Regions from separate parts of the Homo sapiens genome. Here region 1 is linked to region 2. A link is a loop called in an ENCODE intact Hi-C map of the cell type or tissue named here. Cell type or tissue: endothelial cell of umbilical vein. All regions are shown on one strand. Each heading gives the region's core, and the rest is flanking DNA. Links, peaks and the distances in the headings are about the cores only.

Evidence for each region. Peaks named below come from ENCODE experiments on the same cell type or tissue, not always from the same donor. Only the 100,000 strongest peaks of a DNase experiment are listed, where the experiment ranks them.
Region 1: it touches region 2 in a loop (4-fold over the local background); 2 of 110 quality-filtered maps call a loop at or near these places.

What each region holds. Positions count from the first base shown.
Region 1 is chr7:133,343,211-133,345,710 of GRCh38, reverse strand. All of the region lies in intron 5 of EXOC4 (exocyst complex component 4), which reads right to left. Among named protein-coding and RNA genes, the nearest start is that of MIR6133, 54 kb to the right of the region's middle. In endothelial cell of umbilical vein, for the core only: a CTCF peak has its summit at 1,230 (motif pointing right); no DNase peak of the experiment used is centred there.
Region 2 is chr7:133,229,951-133,240,784 of GRCh38, reverse strand. No RefSeq gene overlaps it. Among named protein-coding and RNA genes, the nearest start is that of EXOC4, 18 kb to the left of the region's middle. In endothelial cell of umbilical vein, for the core only: no CTCF peak of the experiment used is centred there; a DNase peak (open chromatin) is centred at 5,104.

The sequences.
Region 1 (2,500 bases), core at 1-2,500, 110 kb before region 2:
TGGGCCAAGAGGGAAATGATGGTAGGTCTGCTATAAGGGGAGATAGAGTAAAAACCTCTATTAGGAAAATAAATAAATAAACAAAATTGACATCTGTTGAATCATTTTTTTCAAGAGATAGCACTTAATGTACATGATCTCGTTTACAGGAAAGAAAATGTACCTTAGAAGGTCAAGGAGTAGAAGCCAGTGGAGAAGAGGCTACTAAAAATATAACAGGACTGCAAGATAACAGGAGGGACAAGGAACAGATGAATAAACTGACAGTTTACATTTATAATCACTAAAATGTTTTAGGTTGCAGTATTTAATTAATGCATGGGCTTTCTAAGTTCAGTTACTCAGGGAGATGGCAAGATGTAGTGGAAAGAACAAGAGCTTGGCATCATACAATTTTAGAGTTGATTAGAATCTCTATCAGTTTCTGGTTGTGTGATCTCCCTTGAGTCATTTAATCTTGCTGGACCTTGATTTCTTCATTCATGAAATGGAGATAGTATGTGTAGCTCAGAGATGTGCAAATTTAATGAGATAATGTGACAAAATGTAACATCAAAACTCAAAATGAAGAAAAATAGTTAAAAATGCACTTTTAAAACATTCAGCTTTGGAAACTCTCAGGCTGACAAAGGTGGTTGCTTATGTCTCCATCTTTCAATATTTCCTCCAGAAGCAATAGAGGACAAGAAAAATAAGCAGCAAAACTACACAAAAACCATGTCCTCGGGATCACTTGAAAACTGAACTGACCAAAATCCAAAACAACTGTAAATAAAAATAAGAAAAAGACACCTAATCCCAGCAAGTGATATCTCATGCTCCTCCTCTGTCCCTGATCTGCCAGAAGGCCTTATTGCAAACAAAGGTAGAATGTGAAAAACTATAACAAAGAGAGAAGGGAATTAGTGATGAACTTAAGGTTGATCTAAAACCATCAGAGGAAAGACAAAGTCAACCCTAAGTTTCAAAATACTAAAAAGGTATCTAGACAGATCACAGAGCTGACTATAGGGATGGGATGTAAAAGCAGACACAATCTTGACCAGTTTTTGAAACACGTAGCTTCTGGGAAATAAAAAAGGAAACAAAAAGTAGAGAGAAATGCCCTTTGGCTATTGGATGGCTAAAAGAGAAACAGGAAAAAAGGGAAAATTTGGAATCCTACCCGATGACAAGACAGCTAAAATTCAGAGACCACAAACCTTCCGATGCTACCAAAACAAAGATCTGGACTTTGCTATAGTGACAGAAGAGGGAGCCAATGAGCTAAAAATCCTATAAAACACCCCAATATCATAAAAACAAACAAAAAAATGATGAACAGACTCATACTGAAGTATTATTTTAAAAAGACAGAATATCCAACACACAGCAACAGAGGTAAATTCCCTTCAACAAAACAACCATGAAGCACAAGAAAACTAGAAGGCAACATTCCAGATGGAACCAATATACTCAAACAAGAATTTGGGATAGGAAAAGCTACCTTGAGCCAGAAATTCAAAAACTAAGAAAAGATATGGACAAAAAACAGGAAAGTGTGAAGAGAAAATGATGACCCTCAGAAAAGAAATGGAAGAAAATGACAAAATTAGGCCAGGTGCTCTGGCTCATGCCTGTAATCCCAGTATATTGGGAGGCCAAAATAGGAGAACTTCTTGAAGCCAGGAGTTTGAGACCATTCTGGGCAACATAGTGAGACCCCATCTCTACAAAAAAACAAAAATAAAAAAGTTGGCCAAATGTGGTTGCTCACGTCTGTAGTGCTATCTGGGAGGCTGAGGCAGCAGGATCCCTTTGAGCCTAGGGTTCAAGGCTGCAGAGAGGTATGATTGCACCACTGCTCTCCAGCCTGGATAACCAAAAAAAAAAAAATCTCAAAGATAAATAATAAATTATTAAATGCCCAAGAGAGGGGCTCAAATGAATAATTCATAGGAAGCACTGAGGAAATACAAGACACCAAAATAGAGAATAAAATACAGATAAAGAAATAGGCAGGATGAGGGATGCGAAAAGCCACCTTGAGCCAGAAATTCCAAAACTAAGAAAAGACACGGACAAAAAACATGAACGAGTGAGAAGAAAGTGATGAAACTCAGAAAAAAAAAAAACGGAACTAAAAGACAAGATTAAGTCGAGTGCGTGGCTCATGTCTGTAATCCTGTCACATTGGGAGGCTGAGGTGGGATGATCGCTTGAGCCCAGGAGGTCAAATTCAGCTTAGGCAACATAGGGAGACCCCATTTCTACAAAAAATACAAAAATTAGCCAGGTGTGGTGGTGGTAACTGGAGCAAGTGCTGGCTGAGAGACCAGCTGAGAGACCTGAAGACAGATCACATCCCAAGACTCTTTGCAGAAACCCCCAAGTACCAGCCCATAGCCTAGTAGCTCTGCTGGGTGGCCAGACCCAGAAGAGCAATAACAATCACAGCAGTCCAGCTCTCAGGAAGCCCCAACCATAGGGGAATGGGGAGAGCACCACATCAAGGGATCAT
Region 2 (10,834 bases), core at 3,556-6,055:
AGCCTTGGCCTCCCAAAGTGCTGGGATTACAGGCATGAGCCACCCCGCCTGGCCAGGGGTGCATTTTCTTACATTTTGAAACATATAAATTAGCATTTGCTCAAAAAATAATAAATAAATTATTACAGCAAGATTTATGTAGTATAACGTGCATTGTTCTGACAGAACCTAATAGTTTCGATATTCTTGCTTTACTGAAGGTGTTTTCCTTTTGGCACTTAATATCCTGAATTGCACAGGGCTCACATTTGTGTTCTAAGGTGATGACAGCTTGTTAACCTCTCTTTTCGTTTCCAGTCATTCTCTTTCTTCAGCATTCTATGTCCCATGTCAGTTTCAAAAAAACAAAAAGAAAAAACTCTTCCAATGTTTCATTGGCATTTCTGATGCAGGTTCCCAGAATTCATACCTAACCATTCAGTCACTTTTACACATTCTAAAACTTTTTAAACTTTAATGAAATTATTGCTCCAAATCTCATCAAATTCTTTGATTATGTAAATAACTGTTCAGAAACATTGCTTCTGTAAACACTTGTATGTACTCAGTAAATGCAAAATAGATGACATTTGTTTAGCTTTACAGGTTTATGAAATTTTTATGCTTAATTTCAAAAATATTAAGTAAATAAATGCTCAGATATGCACACAATTCTTAAGAAACAGTCACTACCACCTGTTATCTGTTCAGTGCCAACATTTATAAAATAATAAATATGGTTTTTATTTGAACACCGAATGCTGGGTTCTTTGGCTGGAGTAAACGTGTAGAAAATGTGCTCTACCTTGGGGAAATGTGATATTTATACATAGCTATGTCTGAAATTTTTATATATGATAGATTCTTGTGAGTATAATGAAAAGGAAAATGCGGAAAATGCAGAAAATTGTGAGTAGCAGAAAGACCTAACACCTTAAATAATAAAAACTGTTTAATCCTAAATCTATGAGTGACTTGGTAAAATATAAATTCTAAAACCATTTTTAAAAACCATAATCCCTGTTAATAGACAGGAGAACTGAAACAGGCAGAGTACTCTTGAATGTGTCTATTCAAGGTTTTCATTTTTTTTCATCCAGGAGGGATATTTTTAAAATTAAAAAATTAAGAATATGACACAGATACTGACCAATTAGAACAGACATCTCAGTCGTGGTCCTGGAGGTCATCTGGGGTGCCAGGAATTAAGGCTTTGATGCCATAGTGTGCCAAGAGTAAATAGGATTTTGATATTAACAATCATGCAATTATATGAGTGCATATCACCAGAATGTCAGCCTTGTTCTAATCCTAGCTATTCCCAGTAACAAGTGTCTGATATGTTGACTACATCCTGTTCTATATGTTCTATTCTTGTTACCTCTAGTCCCTCTCTCATCTTTGTAGGTAGCAATAATCATCACAGATTCTACCAAGAAGAACTATGGGACAGAAACAGTAAATGAATGACTCTTCCACATTTGTTCAAAGTTACTTAACATGAAAAACTGCACTTCTAGCTTATCCTGAAATATTAGAAGATCTTACAAGATAGCACACATTCCTGGATGAAAACAATTGTCTGAATTTAGAAATAATAATTGCCAGCATGCAATTCATGAATATTTATAAAGTCCTGTATTTTTATAAAAGCGATAATAACAACTATTTCTTTAAAATGTTTGAGATGACTATGGAATTTTTATTTATTTATTTATTTATTTTGAGACAAGGTCTCACTACGTTGTCCAGGCTAGTCTGAAACTCCTTGCCTGAAGCAATCCTCTTTTTTTGGGGGGGGGTGGGGGGAACGGAGTCTTGCTCTGTCGTCCAGGCTGGAGTGCAGTGGCGTGACCTCAGCTCACTGCAAGCTGTGCCTCCTGGGTTCATGCCATTCTCCTGCCTCAGCCTCCCAAGTAGCTGGGACTACAGGCGCTCACAACCTTGCCCGGCTAATTTTTTGTATTTTTAGTGGAGATGGGGTTTCACTGTGTTAGCCAGGATGGTCTCAATCTCCTGACCTCATGATCCCCCACCTCGACCTCCCAAAGTGCTGGGATTACAGGCGTGAGCCACCGTGCCCAGCCCTGAAGCAATCCTCTTACCAGCCTCCTTAGTTATTATGGAATTTAAAATATGAACTGTATTTTTTTCTTAGGTGTCATTACAATATTGTGGTTATATATATTTTTTGTTTTATCTTTAGGAAATGTGTGTTGAAATATTTACAAATGAAATGTCATGTTTTCTGCAGCTTATTTTCAAATATTTTAGAAAAAAACTAAGGTATATATGAACAGACAAAGCAAATGTGGCCAAATATTAACAACTGCTACGTCTAGGTAAACATATACCACTTTTCTCTGTTCTACTCTTCCAACTTTTCTGTAAGTAGCTTTGAGCATTTTCATAATAAGATGTTGATGGATTAACCTGCAGGACATTATGTTAAGTGAATGAAATAAGTCAGGCACAGAAAGATAAATACCCCATGTTCTCGCTCGTATGTGGAAGCTAAGAAAGTTGAGCTCATAGAAGTAGAGAGTAGAACTGTGGTTACTACAGTCTGGGAAGGGGAGTGGGGAGAGGTGGATAGGGAAAGGTTGGTTAACAGATACATAATTAAAGCTAGATAGGACGAATGACTTACAGTGTTCTATAGCACTGCAGAGTGATTATAGTTATTAATTTATTGTTTAGTTTTTGTTAATTTTTTTAAGAGACATAGAGTCTCACTCTGTTGTACAGGCTGGAGTGCAGTGATATGATCATAGTTCTCTGAAGCTTGGAACTCCTGGGCTCAAGCAATCCTTCCACCTCAGCCTCCTGAGTAGCTGGGACTACAGGCATGTGCCACCATGCCTGGCTAATTTTTTTTTTTTTTTTTGAGACAGGGTCTTGCTCTGTCACCCAGCTGTCACCCAGGCTGGAGTACAGTGGCACAATCATGGCTCACTGCAGCCTTAACCTCCACGGTTCAAGCAATCCTCCCACCTCAGCCTCCTGAGTAGTTGGGTCTACAGCCACATGCCACCACACCTGGCTAATGTTTTCTAATTTTTGTAGAGATGGGGTCTTGCTATGTTGCCCAGGTTGGTCTTGAATTCCAGCTTCAAGTGATCCTCCCACCTCGACCTCCCAAAGTTCTGGGATTTCAAGTGTTAGCCACTGAACCTGGCCTATTGCATATTTTCAAATAGCTAAAGGAGGGAATTTTGAATGTTCCAAACACAAAGAAATGATCACTGCTCGATGTGGTAGATATGCTAGTTACCCTAATCTGATCATTACATCATTGTATACATGTATCAAAATAACACTCTGTATACATATATCGAAATAACATTACACATTGTATACATGTAGCGAAGTAACACTCTGTAACCCCATAAAGATGTACAATTATGTCTCAAAACTTTCTGAAAACATGAGAAAATGAAAAAATATAAATGGTGTATATATATATATATATATATATATATAGAAAATGCCCAATAAATATTCTTTTTATATATATGTTATTTATATAAGCTATTCAAGAAATATACTTTTTTCTCCATGTCTGGCTCATTGCTCTCTCTCTCCCTCCCTCTCTCTCTCTATATATATATGTGTATATATATACACACATATACATATATATGACAATATATATGTGGTTCATTGCCATATATATATATATGGAGACATGGAGAAAAATTAAGAAAATGTGAAAGTAGTGTCCACCCTGTAGAAACACACCAGCAAGATGGGAACAAATAACTGCATTGTACATGATTATAATCTGATGTTACTATGCAGTTTTAGAAATGAAGCGTTTAAACAATAACACCTAGAGTCACTGGCATAGAGGGGAAGAGAATACTTAATGCTATTACCCAGAAATTGCAATGGTGTAGCTCAACGTACAACCTTTTAGTGTAGCTGCCAGGCAGGGAGCAATACTTCCCACTAAAGAGGATTAACCAGCCCTGGGATTGCACTACACAGAGAACACAAATTGTGCCAGAGCAAGAACAGAGGCTAAAGAGACCAAGGATGCAGTGTGCTCTGAGGACCCTGAGAGGGGAGCTTTCTTTCTCACAATGTACCCATTCATGTTAACAAGTAGAGCAGGCAACTAGCAACTAATTCTTAGAATCCATAGCACATACGCAAATCTCCCACAGAAAATACATAATATGGCTGGGCGTGGTGTCTCACGCCTATAATCCCAGCACTTTGGGAAGCCAAGGCGGACAGATCACTTGAGGTCAGGAGTCCGAGGCCAGCCTGGCCAACGTGGTGAAACTCCATCTCTACTAAAAGTACAAAAGTTAGCTGGGCATGGTAGCATGTGCCTGTAGTCCCAGCTACTCGGGAGTCTGAGGTTCACTGCATGAACCTGGGAGGTGGAAGCTGCAAGGAGCTGAGATGGTGCCACTGCACTCCAGCCTGGGCAACAGAGCAAGACTCTGCCTCTAAAAAAAAAAAAGAAAAGGAAAGAAAAAGAAAATACATAATATTCAGTCCTTTGAACTGATGCTTTGACAGACAAATGCATCTACATTTGCAGCAAGAACAACATGGGACACATAAAGTAGGGCACAAGCTAGACCAGAACCATTCTCGTCAACACATGGGTTAAGGGTTTTTGCCAGGGCCTTAGAAGATATGCTTTAGGGTATGTTTAATGTAAGTGCATGGAGAAAAATAGACAGTACATGCAGCCTTTCTCAGCAAATCTTTGCTGCCATTTTCATAGAATTCCGAGAAATTTTGCTAAGTGTTATTACACTGAGATTGGACCCAGTGAACCCCATATGACTATTAAGTATGCATTCTCCTCTCCTGGGCCTTATTTCTGTCTAGTATGCTCTGCTATATTAACATGAGGAATACCAGGAGTAATTGTTACAGGAGTCTGGAGGTTTTAAAAGATTGAAGGCTGAGCATGGGACTGGAAGAAATAAAAGAAAACATGAGTGGGAAACCCCACAAAATGATATGGGGTTATGGAGAAAGGATTTCCTGACTATAAGACTTATGAATCACACAGGAATGAGTGACTGTGGAGAGTTACACACACACACACACACACACACACACATTTTCACAAAAACCTTTAGGCCATGAATATTCTATTCTCCTCCACAAAGTTGGAATTGTTCTTCCTGCAATAGGAAGTGCTCCCTGGCTGACCTCTCCTTCACAGTCATCAACCCTACCTTCTATATCCTCCCATATCACTAAACTAAGAAAACATAATCATCAGCCCACAGCAAATTCTAAAAGGCCTTTGGCATATCACATTGGCTTTGCATCAAATTTATTGCTGAATTTCACTGGCTTCTCCCGATCTGCTTTATTGCTGATTTTAATCTTGTTTGTTTTAGGCTTCCAAGCCCCACTGCAAAATACCTAATACACTCTTTGTAGCTAGAGACTGTATAAATAAAATGTATCATATTCCCATTATAACAACACTATATCATCCACATTATGTAGCACCCATAGGTGGCCTACATTTTTAATTATTTCCCTCCCCTAAACTCTAAATTAATACAATGAATTTAGAAACCCCTCCACCTCTCATCAGAGGAAGTAATTGAATACTCCATTATGATAATAAGCCATTTTTCATTGTAAGTGCTTGTTCCCAGAGGGCTTTGCTCTGTGCAGTAAGTCTACAGGCAACAGTTTTGAAAGGGCAGTGTGTGCTGTGTACTCAGATAATAACACTTTGTTATTTTGCCTTAGATCTTAAACCACTTTCACGCTAACAAACAATCCCCCGACCCAAAAAAAAATCAAGGAAGCTACATTTTTTAGGTAGAAAAGGAGATGCACGAAGGTGGTCACTTTTCCTAGCACTCCAGTGATTCAGGGATAGAGTAAGAGAAATGAAGCATGTAGCCAAACAGGGCTGGAGGTGAGTATTCCTGTTTTTGTTTTTGTTTTTTTTTGTTGTTGTTGTTTTGTTTTTGAGATGGAGTTTCGCTCTTGTTGCTCAGGCTGGAGTGCAACGGTGCGATCTCAGCTCACCGCAACCTCCGCCTCCCGGGTTCAAGCGATACTCCTGCCTCAGCTTCCAGAGTAGCTGGGATTACAGGCATGTGCCACCACGCCTGGCTAATTTTTTGTATTTTTAGTAGAGATGGGGTTTCTTCATGTTGGTCAGACTGGTCTCTAAATCCTGACCTCAGGTGATCCACTCACCTTGGCTTCCCAAAGTGCTGAGATTACAGACGTGAGCCACCATGCCTGGTCGAGTATTCCTGTTTTTAATGGTCTCCTGGCCTGTCCATCTTCTTCTCCTGTAAATGCCCCTGGATCCAGATGAGGTGTAAGAGCCTCCAGGCCAAGGGTTATGTCATGTGTAGCTTCAATCCTTTCAGTGCTTTGCCTGAGACGGGCAATCAATAAGTGTTGAATAACTGGGCAAGAAATGATGCAGGCTGCCCTATTTTTGTCCTCTGGAGCACAGGTGAGGAGCAGCAGAAGACAACGCTACCAGCTCTACCTCTAAGCAATTGCCCAGGGCCCAGATGAGAAGGGACAGAAAAAAAATAAAACCTCATCCCACATTTGCAACAGCAGCCTACAGATGTGTAAAAACAATTGAGCATTAAATGCAGCTTTGATGTAGATAAAATATCTTAAGGTTGAGAATAGTCTAGAGTAGATTAAGGTAAGAATATAGGCTCTAGAGTCAGGCCACTTAGCTGTGAATCCTTTTTCTGCCACTTACTGGCTAGTGGTGACGTTGGGTGAACTACTTGACCTCTCTGTGCTTCAGTTTCTTCATTTGTAAAATCGGGATAATGATAATACTGACTTTGAGGGTTGCTGTGAAGATAAAAAAGATTAAAAACTACTTAGAACAGTGACAGACACATTATAAATACTGTTACCTATTATTATGGTTGCTATGGATAACATGCTCATCATCACTCAAGAAGTACAAGGCCAGGTAGGTGGTCAACTCCATGGTGAGGACAAAGGCGGATAAAAGGTCTCTGTGAACAGATTGATCGCTCCCAAGAAGTCACAGGTGTGAAAACTCACTCATCAGTCCTACTCTTTATGTCAGAAGGCCCCTCTGAACATAAAAATGATATAGGAGAGGAGGGTGATTCGACCCTGATGGGTTTCCCTTCACAAACCTCCAGTGATTCCTGATTGCCTCACAACACATTCCTGCCCTAGCTTTTGAAGCTCTGTACTGTATGGCCCCATACTATTTTCCTCACCAGAACTCTTAACTACTTTCTGCATTTACCTTAGCTCTGGGCTTTCTGTTCATCTAGCTGATGCTATTAAAGTCTGTTCTGGCTAGAAATAATTCTTCTCAAGGCATCTTTTCTAAGAGCGGGCTATTTACCTGGTCTGGCCACGGGAACCCTTGAGAGCATGTGCCATTAAAGTCCATTGAGTTTCCCTGTCTACATCTGGAAATACCTAAAGGGTTTTCATAACAAAAGGATTAATTAGGCGGAGCGAGGTGGCTCACGGCTGTAACCCCAGCACTTTGGGAGATCAAGGAGGGCGGATCACCTGAGGCCAGGAGTTCAAGAACAGGCTGGCCAACATGGCAAAAACCCATCTCTACTAAAAATACAAAAAATTAGCCGGGTCTGGTGGCAGGCGCCTGTAATTCCAGCTACTCGGGCAGCTGAGGCAGGAGGATCACTTGAACCTGGGAGGCGGAGGCTGCAGTGAGCCAAGATCGCACCATTGCACTCCAGCCTGGGCAACAAGGGCAAAACTCCGTCTCAAAAAAAAATTTTTTTTAAATAAAAATAAAAAAGGATTCTCTGAGAAGCCAAGGCAGGTGTATCACCTGAGGTTGGGAGTTTGAGACCAGCCTGATCAACATGGAGAAACCCTGCCTCTACTAAAAATACAAATTAGCAAGGTGTGGTGGCACATCCCTGTAATCCCAGCTACTTGGGAGGCTGAGGCAGGAGAATCGCTTGAACCTGGGGTGGTGGAGGTTGCGGTGAGCTGAGATCGCGCCATTGCACTCAAGCTTGGGCAACAAGAGTGAAACTCCGTCTCAAAAAAAAAAAAAAAAAAAACAGGAATAATTGCCCATAACTGTAGGAAATGTATATACAGCAGCTAGCAGTGGATCTTCAGCATAAACCCAGTTATAATTGAGATAGTGTCATTCTCTTCTATTTCCAATTCCTTCACACTAAAGGGCAATGTGTGCCACCTACTCAGCACAAAGGGACGGATCTGCAGGCAGAGGGTTCTGAGGGGGTGTTAGGGGATGCCAAAAGCCACAAGACCAACAGGGAGCTTCTTTCTGAATCGTGTCTTTGGCAGCCTGCAGCCATTTCTGTTAAGGTAGACAAGCGGCTAGCAAATAATTTGTTAAGTATTTCTTCCACAGAAAAGCATACAGATTCAGGACTTAAAGATGGTTCTTTCACAGGAAAAGGCAAAGGGGCAGGGGGACTCTCTGCAATGCTGGTCATGTTCTTCCGCTTAGTCTGGTTGGCAGCTACACAGGCATGTTCACTTTGTGAAAATGCATGCAACTGCACACTGAGGAATTGTGTACTTTTCTATGTGTCTGTTATACTTCAATTAAAAAGTCTATTAAAGAAAATTGAACATGTTAAATGTATATATACTATTTGAAATTTTAAAGGGTTTTAATTAACTATGTCAATGGACTACATATTAATCAGTCAGTTTAAAAGCTATCATTCAAAATTTGCTAATTCCATGAAATAGAATAATAAGTTTTATAAGCTGAACTAAAAAACTTAAGGAAAATGTCATTCAGCCATAAAAGAAATGAAGTACTGATACATGCTACAACGTGGATGAACCTCCAAAATATTATGCTACATGAAAGAAGCCGGCCACAAGAGGCCACATAGTATATGATTCAATTTATGTGAAATATCTGAATAGGCAAATTTATAGAGATAGCAAGCAGATTAGTGATTGCCAAGGTGAGGGGGAAGGTGGGAATGAGGAATGACTGCTTAACGGGAAGGGAGTTTTACTTTGGAGCAATGGAAATGTTTGGGACTAAATGCCACTACATTGTCCACTTTAAAATGCCTAATCTTAAGTGAATTTCACTTCAAGAAAAGACTTAAGATGAGATTTATATTTTCATAGTTAACATTTAATACATTCAATAGGAATATTTAGACTGCTGAATGGTTTTTTTCTGTGCACCAAAACCACCTCAAGGGCACACAAAGCAATCTTACTTTATTTTGGCTTTTACTGTGGGGGCTATAAAAAGGGTCAGGTTCATGGTCAGATGCAGGGATGGGAGTATCGCTCTACACTCTTTGGAAGAGATGGTTCGCCATCTTTGCAAGTCCAATTTCATATGTTCTCCCTGGCAAAGTAGAGAATGAGATATAACAAATAAAAATGTAATTGATGGAGTCTGAGGAGTCGTCTATTTCTTCCTCCCTGCCATTTGATACACCTGAATTTGATCCATTTGAGATGACCTCTCTCAAATTAACCAACTCCCAGGAAGGGAGGTTCTACAAACTTTTTGTGATAGATCTCACACCCAATGAGTAGGATTTGTAGGGAAAATTGTGACATTGATTATTACGTCTTTGTAATGTGTCCGTGGGAGGTCAACATTAAGTTCAATTTATCATTAACTGGACGTGTTTGCTAGTTTGGCAAAGGAAGTAATGTGTAATATGTGCACATTAATGGCATCTGTAATGTGTAATGTGTAATGCGTCCATGGGAGGTTGACGTTAAGTTCAATTTATGATTTAACTGGACATGTTTGCTAGTTTGGCAAAGGAAGTTATCTTGGTGATAGTGGAAGGGGTTGAGCATCTCTGGAACTTGGGGAAGGAGAGAACAAATTCCAAACCAGATCTACTTGAAAAACTTGTTTCAGCATCAACAGAGTGGAAACTGTACTTAAAGCACAAACTTTGTGTAACTACAGACAGAAACTAAGAATTATTTGCAACTAATATGCACATCTCAAAACAAGAAAATGACTGTTCCAACCGAGTCCAACAGGGGGCAGTAGTGATTTCCTCAGCTCCATAGGGTTATATTCAGTGGCAGCAAGTTGATCTCAAGTTTCATTAGGTTTCGGTTGCCAGATCTAGTAAATAAAAATACAGGGCATCAAATTAATTTGAATTTCAGATAAAGAAACCAATTTTTTAGTAGATTTCATATATTTCATATGAAACTGAGGCATACTTAGGTTAAAAAAGCATTTATCTTTTAGTATGATATCCATATTTAACTGGGTATCTGGTATTTTATTTGGCCATCCTAAATTGTGTGTGTGTTTAGGAGAGAGAGAAACAGGCCCAGAGAATACATGTGGCTCATCTAGTTTACACAGTCTAACATATTGAAACAGGATTTCTGTTCATTTCATCCTAATATGCTATGAAAAGGTGAAATCGTGGTCTGAAAATTAGGGAGTTTTCCTGATTCCTGTCTTTTTTCTGATCTTCCTATACTGGCTCTATCTTTCCTGCTTTATAGCCAAACAGATTTCTAGTTAACCTTGTCTGTCCCCATATTGGCAATCATCTTCATGGTTTATGTCTTCCAATGAACCTGTCTCCTTCTCCCAATTTTCTTATCCTGCCCCTGAGGTTTAATTTTGTTCAAGAGTCTTCTCAAAACAAACAGAAGGTAAATGAAGACTGTCAGCTTACTTCAACCTGGACCAGATGGAGTTAGGGAGGTAGTGAAAACATGAAGTAAAAGGAAGGAAAAACATGTTTTATTTGTCTCTTTTTGTCATATGTCACAGAACAGGAGACCTGCTATGTCTGTGATATTTACCTTAGAAACAAGGTTTGTGTAAATTGTGTAAGCCACATGACCACAGTTTTTTTCA